2 separate regions of the Homo sapiens genome follow, and region 1 is linked to region 2. A link is an interaction called in ENCODE POLR2A ChIA-PET data of the cell type or tissue named here. Cell type or tissue: PC-3. All regions are shown on one strand. Each heading gives the region's core, and the rest is flanking DNA. Links, peaks and the distances in the headings are about the cores only.

The links. Peaks named below come from ENCODE experiments on the same cell type or tissue, not always from the same donor. Only the 100,000 strongest peaks of a DNase experiment are listed, where the experiment ranks them.
Region 1: POLR2A ChIA-PET joins it to region 2 with 9 read pairs; 1 of 35 experiments calls an interaction of 5 or more read pairs at or near these places.

What each region holds. Positions count from the first base shown.
Region 1 is chr1:239,927,838-239,933,226 of GRCh38, reverse strand. All of the region lies in intron 1 of LOC105373224 (a long non-coding RNA gene), which reads left to right. Among named protein-coding and RNA genes, the nearest start is that of CHRM3-AS1, 31 kb to the right of the region's middle. In PC-3, for the core only: no CTCF peak of the experiment used is centred there; a DNase peak (open chromatin) is centred at 2,366.
Region 2 is chr1:241,715,433-241,720,821 of GRCh38, reverse strand. All of the region lies in intron 9 of WDR64 (WD repeat domain 64), which reads right to left. The region is part of intron 1 of LOC124904603 (a long non-coding RNA gene); the gene reads left to right. Among named protein-coding and RNA genes, the nearest start is that of WDR64, 66 kb to the right of the region's middle. In PC-3, for the core only: no CTCF peak of the experiment used is centred there; DNase peaks (open chromatin) are centred at 2,701, 3,361 and 3,701; H3K4me3 peaks cover 350 bases; H3K27ac peaks cover 1,920 bases.

The DNA.
Region 1 (5,389 bases), core at 173-5,172, 1.8 Mb after region 2:
GACAATGAATACTTTCAAGAAAAAGTCTTGGTTAGAGTGGGGAATGTGTTTGATAATCCACATGAGCAAGTCCTGGGAAGTTTAATCAGGACAAATTTCTGGATTCTACTGCCTGAGGTTTTAGGACTGCTAGTAGAAGGGAGGGAGTTGTTTTTGGAGTGACGATTTATGGATCATAAAAAGAAAATGTGGTCCATGAAGCATGTACAGAGATCATTCTTGGTTTTGGTGTTGAACTAGCTTTCAGCTAGAATCACTCTTTGGTAGGAGAAAAAACAACCGTTTGGAAGCTGATTGGATAGCTTAAAGTTTGAAGGATGAAAGGAAAAAGACAATCACATCAAAATTTAGAAGCTTAAAAATTGTAGCTAAAAAAAAAATAGTGAACAAAGTCGTGTTTCTATGGCTGACATAGAAAAAATAAATATTTATACATACATACACACATGCATGAACAGGCGTTAATATATGACAGCAGTTCGCTATATGAACATTTCACAGATCTAAATACAAATACATTCCAAAGTAAAATATTGAAATAACATATACTAAAGACCTGAACATGTATGTAGTTCATTCAAAAATTCACATCATTAATGAATATGTGATATTAAATATCCCTTAAGCTTTCATTGAAATGAGCTTTTAATTATTTCTAGAGCTCTAGAAATAGTACAAAATATTAGAAGTCATAATGTGTTCTGCAAAGAGAGGCTTTGATTCAGAGAATGGAGAGAATTATTCATTTTGTTGGCTAGTATGAGGGTCAGGAGTTTGTATTAAATTTCTGCTTGAAGAATTATTGACCATATAATAGATAGGAGGCTACATAGATTGAAAGAATAATTCAAATCAATTAAAATGTGGAAGTATGAAGATAGGCTGTTGCATTTTTAAATATTTAACAAATATAAGAACCTACCAAGTGTCAAAGTGTTTTTCTAGGCTCTGTATGTACCCTGGCATCGGGAGGGACAGAAAAAAGACATAAACACTCTGTTTCCATGGAGCTTACCTTCTACAGAGGGCAGATAGGCCATAAACATATTTGAAAACATACGAAGAGTTAATACGTGCTGTGAAGAAAAATAAAGTAGGGTGCTTAGGTTGAGAATAGAATAGGAATGTGGTATTTTGGATAGGAGGACCAGAGAAGGCTGTTTTGAGTAGTTTACATGTGAGCAGAGCATAAATGACATATGACATAGAACAGCCATGTGGATTGCTGGGAGAGGCATATATTCTAGGTGGAAATCCAGTAAGCCTAAGGCATGTGGCTGTAGCCAGCTTCACTTGTACCTGAAGTAACGCCTCTAAGCTCTTCGTCTCCCATTGGTGGCAACTAGAGAATTTTGGGTGACAGAGTCACCCAGAAACTCATCCTAAGTCTGTTCCCCGTTTCTCCTGTTGCTTGGCAGGAAACTCTGGACTCAAGAACCTTTCCCCTGTGCTTTCTATCCTTTAAACCGTCTCTTGAATAAGAAGAAGACAGGGATATATAACCAACCTCTGAAGTATTGCCTCAAGTATGAACAGAAGCATGTGGGGCACCTGGGGTAGTAAGAAGTCTGGAGACCTTCCCTTTATTCTGAGTGGACTTAATTCTATATTTTGTTTCACCGTTTAAAATAATCAATAGCATAAGAATATAACTAGAGAGCTTTCAGAAAGTGCCGCGCCTCCCAGGGGAATACTCGAACACTCAGCCGTCAGTGTGAGCCTGGACATGCACCTGGAGCCGAGGGCATCTGAGCTAGAAGAGGTGACTCTTTCTTGTGGGGGAAAGGGGGTTTCCCTCTCTGTAGTTACCTTTACTCTGTAAAGTAGCAAAAGTCTCTATCAGGCAGGAAACAGCAACTTAAAAGCTGGAGTTTTAAATCAGGAAATAGCAAAGGAACAACACAACAACAACAACAACAAAAATAGTTGGCTACAAGTTGAAAAAAATGGGACTGGGGACAGATGTCAGGAAAACGTGGCTCTCATGCCCTGCTGTGAAGCCTCCACAATGGGAAAACTGCCCCTGTAAACTTTATAACATTAAATCAGAAAAACATGGAGGGTTTTTTTTTTTAAATTTTAACAAAAATAAAAAAAATAGAAGCTTGCAACACATTCAACATTAATCATTAAGTCAGCTTGTTCTCTGACCTGCTTTCTGATAATTACGTAATGTCTATAGCCTCAAAACAATGTAGACCCTGTTACAAGATTATAATTCCCCTTAACTCTCTATAGATAACAACTTAACCATTATAAAATGTTAAGTTTTCCCTTTGAGATATTCAAGTCCTGCATTCTAATAAAATTACTGACTCACCTGGTCTGAAAGACTCTACTAATGCCAGCAGATCTAAAAAACTCTACTGACATCAGCTGGTCTGAAGGATCCCACAAGAAGCTGACTCACCAAAGAATGCACTTTCCACATCATGAAGGTTTCATGCCTCTTACCCCAACCAATTAATGACCCCAATTCTCTAGTCCTTCATCCTCCATAATCCCCTTAAAAGCCCCAACCCCAGCTGGGCGCTGTGGCTCACACCTGTAATCCCAGGACTTTGGGAGGCCGAGGCGGGCGGATCACAAGATCAAGAGTTCAAGACCAGCCTGGCCAATATGGTGAAAACCCGTCTCTACTAAAAATATAAAAATTAGCTGGGCGTGGTGGTGGGCGCCTGTATTCCTAGACACTTGGGAGGCTGAGGCAGGAGATTCGCTTGAACCTGGGAGGCAGAGGTTGCAGTGAGCCAAGATCGCGCCACTGCGCTCCAGCCTGGGCTACGGAGCGAGACTGTCTCAAAAAGAAAAAAAAAAAAAAGCCCCAGCCCCAAACTCTTCAGAGACATGTACTTGCGAATCTCTTCCCATCTCGTCGCTCAGCGCCCTGTGATAATTAAACTCTTTCTCTGCGACATTCCTGCTGTCTGTGTAACTAGTATATTACTACACAGCAGACATACAAGCCTGTTGGTCCTATAACACATTATGGTGATCTAGCCAGGAGTCCCTTGTGGGCATTTGCACATGGCTCGGTGCTACCATGTCATTGGGACGGACCTGGAGTCGAGTCCAAGTGGCTGCTCAGTTTCGTTGAACTAGGGTGCTGTCTCCTGTGCCTTGTCTGTTGATGGGGCAGTGTCAATCCTGGTGCATAAATTGCCTTCAGCAAAGTAACAATTACTCGTTTTGAAGACATCTTTGGTAAATTTTCTCTATGCAACTGGCACCCTTTTTCCTTTCTCCTGATTTTTTGGCCTCTTCAGAGGTCTCGTGGCCTCTTCGGGGGTTTGTGTCTTCTTTGGGAGTCTTGCAGCCTCTTTGGAGGTCTTGTTGACCATCCCTAATAATAGGAAGGGTCTTGTTTGAGAGGATTCTCCTATACTGGAAAAAAAATAAAGGGCACTGCTTGGGAGAAATACTCTTAATTTTTAAAATTTAAAACTTTATTTTGGAAGGCCTTTTGTTTGTCTTTGTCTTGTTATGTACGTTTATATTTGTGAAAAATATCCCTAAAGGAATTGCTAGTGAAAGCTCAGCAGGCCTCACTTAGGGTGGCCGTCCACTTTTCCACCTTGCCCAGAGACCACCTGCTGAACTCCTGGGCACAGGTCATTCCTTTCCACTTTGATCCCTGGATCAAAGGTGCCGGGGCCCGCAGAGGCAAGGTTGAATCTTTCCACGTCAGATCTGGGCACTGAGCAGAGTGACTAGCATCTGTGTTTTTGTCGTGTGAGTCCTCTCAGCCAGAATGGGAAATGTTGGTTAGGTTCCTCCAGGCAGCCCCATTAGGCTGCATCTTGAGAATTGGGAAAACAAGAGGTGTCCTCTTTAGATCAGTACAATGAGTAATTTATCCACTAAGGGCAGAAAAACTGCAAAAACTCTGGGAAAGTTAAAAGGCACGCCATGTTTTCTAGGACTCCAGCTGGTTACATACATGGCCTGCTATTGTGCACATTTTAAACTGATGGGCAAATGACAGTGAGGAAAATCCAGAACTCAAAAGGTTGATTTGCAGCTATAGGATTAAAAACTCTTTGTGAATCTTTCTCTTTATTTTCTTTTCTGCCTACTTCTAATCTGCTATTATTAAGCTACTGGTTTTGAGATAAAACTCTCTGTTCGTGGTACTACTAACTCAAAGTTACTTGGGGATTTTGTTTTTCTTATACAGTTCTGCCAGTACTAGCTGAAATGTAAACATTAAAACTCATTTAAAACTGGGAGTGGAGGGGAAAGGATAAAAATGTTTTTTTCCCGTAAAAACTTCTTTGGTTCACAGCCTTCATTGGACTACCTACCAAGGCACACAAAGTTTAGCCATGTGGACAGGCTCCCAATTTTGTCCAAAATAATTCAGATTCAGCCATCTTTTATAAACTGGTGAGTTTGTATTACCATCTCATGGCTAGAATTCCGAAGTAAAAGCTGTAAAATCCTTGTTTATATGTGTGTGTGTTTAGATAAATTTACTTATATAAACATATATTGTGTTATATATTAAGTCTACACGATACCAACTTGGCTTATAAATAATAAAACACTCATAAATTAAGTACATAACTCCAAATATCTTTCAAGTTAATGTGATTTAAATAAATCTTTAATTTAAAAACTGGCTTTAAAATTATAAATAAAATTAAAATTAAATATCTTCAAAATTATCAGCATACATTTGTGTCTGGGTTTATTGGCTAAATGGTTTTATATTTGTCTTTGCTAAATGTATTATGGTGTCAGGGTTTGGCATGAAGCATACAAAGCTATAAACCCAGCCAAAAACAAAATAATCTTTATTTGTATATATTTTTGATAAATAGGGCCAATTTGATGTTGTTGGTTTAATGAAAACAGCTAAACCTTCTGAGTTATTGGCAAAAGTATCCATATGTTTACTCTAAGTTTCTACTTAGGTAAACACCTGATATTCAGAGGCTATAAAAATGGTTAACAGAGGAATAATTTTAAATGATGACTATCTTTGTCTAATATCTCAGTTTTCATAAGTAATCTAGTTAAACTGTTAAAAAAAATAAATTAATATAAATGAGACAAATGCTTATGGGTAAACTTTTGTATAATTGAAATCTTAAAATTATCTTAAATAACCATTATTTCCAACTAAGAAAGGGTTATGATATTAAAAAAAAATGTTTCTAAAAATTGTGGAGTGGTTCTCATCCATAAAGTATGAATGTCTGGCAGACAATTCAAAATTTCTTGCTTCCTTGGTTTTCACTAAAATTTAAGGTTACTAAGAATAAAGATTCTAGTTAATATGTAATTCTGTATATAAAGTGTACCAAAAATATGTTCTTATTAAAAAAAGAATAATTTTGTCTAATTCAGAAATTATCTAAAGGTTGATTTAAATTATAGACCTGGA
Region 2 (5,389 bases), core at 325-5,324:
AAAAATTGACAAATGGGATCTAATTAAGGAGCTTCTGCACAGCAAAAGAAACTATCATCAGAGTGGACAGACAACCTACAGAATGGGAGAAAATTTTTGCAATCTATCCATCTGACTAACATCTAATATCCAGAGTCTATAGGAACTTAAACAAATTTACTAGAACAAAAACTACCCCATTAAAAAGTGAACAAAAGACATGAACAGATACTCCTGAAAAGAAGACATTTATGCGGCCAAAAAACATATTAAAAAAACTCAACATCGTTGGTCATTGGAGAAATGCAAATCAAAACCACAATGAGATACCATCTCATGCCAGTGAGAATGGTGATTATTAAAAAGTCCAGAAACAAGAGATGCTGGCAAAGTTGCGGAGAAAAAGAAATGCTTTTACAGTGTTGGTGGGAGTGTAAATTAGTTCAACCACTGTGGAAGGCAGTGTAGCGATTCCTCAAATATCTAGGGACAGAAATACCATTTGACCCAGCAATCCCATTACTGGGTATATACCCAAAGGAATACAAATCATTCTATTATAAAGATACATGGCTGCGTATCTTAATTGCAACACTATTCACAATAGCAAAGACATGGAATCAACCCAAACACCCATCGATGATAGATGGGATAAAGAAAATATGGTACATATACACCATGAAATACTGTGCAGCCATAAAAAGGAACAAGATCATGTCCTTTGCAAGGATGTGGATGGAGCTGGAAGCCGTTATCCTCAGCAAACTAACACAGGAACAGAAAACCAAACACTGTATGTTCTCACTTATAAGTGGGAGCTGAACCTTGAGAATGGACACATGGACTCACGGTGGGGAACAACTCACATTCACTGGGTGGTGAGGAAGAGAGAGGATCAGGAAGAATAGCTAATGGATGCTGGACTTAATATCCAGGTGATAGGTTGATCTGTACAGCAAACCACCATGGCACATGTTTACCTATGTAACAAACCTGCACATCCTTCACATGTACCCTGGAACTTAAAATAAATTTGAAGGAAAAAAAGAAAATAAATAAATTTTTAAAACCCAAAATAGTAATTCTAGTTAATCTGATATTATATATTGGGCCACCCATTAGGATGTATTTCCTGATGTATATTGGATTTTTATTTTGATAGATTATCCACACTGAAAGGGCATGTCAGGTATGGAGGGATAATTAGGTGACTTGTTAGTTGGGTATTTATAAACCAGGCAAATTTGATAGATGCTTCCATAATTCTATGATTATTTTATTGGGCCTCATGAAAAAGCATAGTATTTTTCTCTACCTTTTTTCTCTTCTTCGAGTATCCCAATCCATCCATCAAGTCTCAGCATAGCTTTTCCTCCAGTAATATTCCAGAATACTTCCATATTCTTCAAACCTGAGTGCCCTACCTATGTGCCTCCTTCATCCCCATCATCCTTCATAGTTAATTATTTGTCTGGACCACTATTAGACTCCAGGTGCCTTGAGGACAGGACTTGTTGTTGTTTACTGTCACATATAATCTATAGTAAGAATTCAAAAGATATTTTTTGAACCACTTCAATAACTTCATTGTTGGGATGATGAATCACAGCTCAGAGGTTTAACTATCAAGTCCCCAAAGAGGGGAAAAACATGTATTCAAACAAAAAAATGGATCTTCATTGAATGTTCATCTAATTTTTTTGGAAGGTCATTTGTTCATTTCAGAGGCTCTCACTTCTTGGAGTGTTATTAAAGGCAGGCTGAAAAAAACTCATTGCATAGCTGATGGTTTCCATTTCTTAAGAATTGCAATTGAGTGAATTCATTCCCTCCCAAATTTATATATTGAAGCCCTAGCCCCAACACGATGGTGTTTGGAAATGGGGGGCCTTTGGGAGATAATTAGGTTCCAATGAGGTAATGAAGGCGGGCCCTCATGATGGGATTAATGTCCTTATTAGAAGAGACACCAGCTCCTGCTGCCCCAACCCACCCTCTCTCCCCTCTCTCTCCCTGCCATTTGAGAACATGGAGAGAAGGCAGATGTCTACAAGCCAGGAAGAGAGCTCTCGCCAGAAACTGACAATGCTGGCACCTTGATCCTGCACTTCTAGCCTCCAGAAAATTTCTGTTGCTTAAACCTTTCTGCTTATGGTATTTTGTTAAGGCAGCTCAAGTTGGCTAAAACATCAAACAAGATATTGGAGGGGTTGTGGTTAATGAGGAAATGGAATATTTTCTTAAATTTCAAACTTTCATGCTGCCCTTATTAACAGCAAGAGAGAAAAATCTCTTGAGAAGCTAACTGTGCACTTAGAAATTTTTTTAAATCTATGCTCCCCCTTCTCTTCTGATACCTTTGTGCCCTTAGTATTTTGCAAGATGTGAAGGATACAAAGAAATTCTAGATATTGTTCCTGCCCAAGGTCTACTTTTTCAGAAGACCCAGGTTTACACCCTTTTAGACTTAGTTTGGTTATTACTCTCCGCAGCGCCTTCCCTAATCACCTTCCTCTGCCCTAAACGGAGTTCAGACTCCTTCTTCTGTGTTTTTACTGTGCTTTCTTCAGCTTTCTTTTACAGCACTCATAATTGTCTGTTTACCTATCTGTTTACCCATTATCTGGTGAGCCTAGTAGTTCTCATTGATAGCAGTGTTTGGCAAGTAGTAAGTGCTTAATACATGTTTGCTAAGTAAATGAGTTGGCTTGTAGAGTCACTCATGAAGTGGTTAAGGACACGTATTTTGAGCGAATCATATTTGATTTGAAACCTGGCTCTACCCCTTAACTAGCTTTATGACTTTGAGTAAGTTGCTTTGCCTCTCTGCATCTGAGTTTTCTTACCTATAAAATGAGGATAAATGGAAGTTAACATCATAGTTTTATTGTGAAGATTGAGTGGAGTTGTAAATGTGTAACTGAACAGTTTCTGGACCGTAAACTAACAATTACTATTACTATTATTCTAAGTTCCTACAATGCATTTAGATTATATTTAGGGGAGAGGAACTGATACACAGATATATGAAATATGATCCCTGCTCTTGAGAGTTCACAATCTAGTAGTAGCAATAAGGTAAGGAGATATAGAGGGTAAACAACTATTTGTAAAGAGTATGTCAAATCTGAAGATAGGTCTTTATACTATAAATATTATGGCTCATAAAGAGTTAATTCCCTGTTTTTTTGTTGCTTTCTATTTTTTCTTTCTTTTTTTTTTCTTTTCTGCGTGTGTGAAGCCAGAATTTAGATAAAAGTCACATATCAAAGAGAGGATTTTCTTTCCTTTAGCAGATTCTTCTCTCAGTTGGGTGAGTCACTTCATCTAAGTGCATCACTCTTGATGAGATGAGCGGGCTTAGTTCACACAAAAAAGCAGGAGAGAGATAGCATCTAGTAAACCAGATTTCTGTGGTCCAGGAAGAACACAGGGCTGAGTGGGTGCAAAGAGAACTGATTCAGTCTCAGCTCTGCCAGCTAACTAGTTGTGCGACTTGTCTGGGGTCTCGATTTCCTCATGTAAAATTATAATCTTCAAGGCTCCATCCAGCTCTAAAATTTCATGATTATGTGCTCCGGAGGGAGACATCACTACAGTGAAAGCAGAGGGCAATCTGGAATTTTCATAGGTAGTAAGAAACTCACCAGATATTCAGTTACATGATTCAAACTGACTAATTCCAATAATGCAGTATCTTGACTGCATTTGCTTTTCATTGGGAATTGTCAAGATGTGTCATGCTATTCAGACATGTTCAGAACCTAAGCCTTGCACCCATAGGTGATCTTACATCATGTTGGTGGGACATCCCCTGAAATGGGCATTATCATTCCTGGATGATGAGGCTGGCAATAGGCTATATCCCCAGAAGAAAATCTATGACTTGTATATCACACGAAGAAGAATGCAATAGAGATCTGCCACCTGAGAAATATCTAGGCCTCTTAAACTAATGGCTTTGTCCGTTATTCGTTGTGAAGAAAATCCAATCTTTTGGAGGTTCCCTATTGCCTACTCCACAGATGTCCTCCAGCTCTGCTTGCTTTCGTTGCTTGGAATGGAATCATATGTGGTGGCTTTGTGGAGGCAGAATTAGCAGAAAGGGACAGATGCGAAGCTCTCAAAGCCTATACTATTTCATCTGTATTATTATCACCATCGCCATCATCATCATCATCATCATCATCATATGTTGATTCATGCTATACTTTGTAGTTACCTATAAACTTGTCTTACACTATTAGGCTTTAAATGTTCGCAGGTTAGGAATACAACCTGACCTTTATAAGGTTAATAGCCTAGTCTATAGCAATTGTGCAGAAAATATTTGTTGAACAAAACATGAAAAAAATGCATGCAGAGCCCCCAAAATATCTTTTTGGGAGGTAATTGTGTTCCTACTCTGAATCTTCCATACTAAGAACTTAATTCCTAAAAGGCTAGTGCAAACACTGTTCAGCAAAAATATTCTTGATGGTCACCAAAATAATGCTCAGGAAATTTTTAGGTTTTCTTGGTAAACACTCTGTCCTGGTTTGGCTTTTTTTTTTTTCCTGCAAAAGCTTGTGCTTTTTTGAAGCTCATCAAATGTCCCTGCACATTTAACACATTCAGCTATGCCTAGCAAAGCTGCTTTTATTGTATATTTTGAGTCGTCAGCGGGTACATACCGTACATTTAGCAATGGTGCTTGGCTGAGTCACTAATCAACAAGAGTACTCTCCTGAGAAAAATGTGTTTTCAGTTACTGGGAATTTGCATTTTCTACTAATAGAGGCTCCATAACTGTGACAATTCAATAAATTATGCATGATGAAAAGTATTAGTTGCTTGTCGGTCATACTACTAAGTGTTTTCTTCCCTTGGTGAGAGAGCTAGAAAACCTATAATAAACACGTTTTCAAGCTGTAGATGAGGGTCTTATAATATAATGAACACTGAGGTTAATGAGAGTCAAATGACTTAATCCAAAAACACTGAAGTGGTTTAAGTCCTAAAACTTTACCAAACACATTTTTCCCCCAGAAATGATTAAAATACTAAGATTACAAAGCCTATAAAAACTGGTCAGTTCTTAACATTTTGTATTCTTTTGTGTGTGAGGGCAAAGAGCTGTGAAGAGGAGTTGGTTAAGATTAATGTGACAGCATAATGTGACAATCAGATTTTAGAATCAAATTTCACATTAGCCATATATTTACGTACTGCTTTTTCAAAGGGTTTCATGTGCAGGGTTTGCATTGAAAGAGGAAGAGGGCTAATATTTTTGCCTAACTAAAGACATGCAACGGCGACAGGAGGATTCATTGCAGTTTGATTCTCAAACATGTTTGCTGCTTTATCTCTCACACCAAGGGGCTCTCCCTCCCTCATCTCTTGCATCCTCCTTCTGATGTGTGATCCAAAC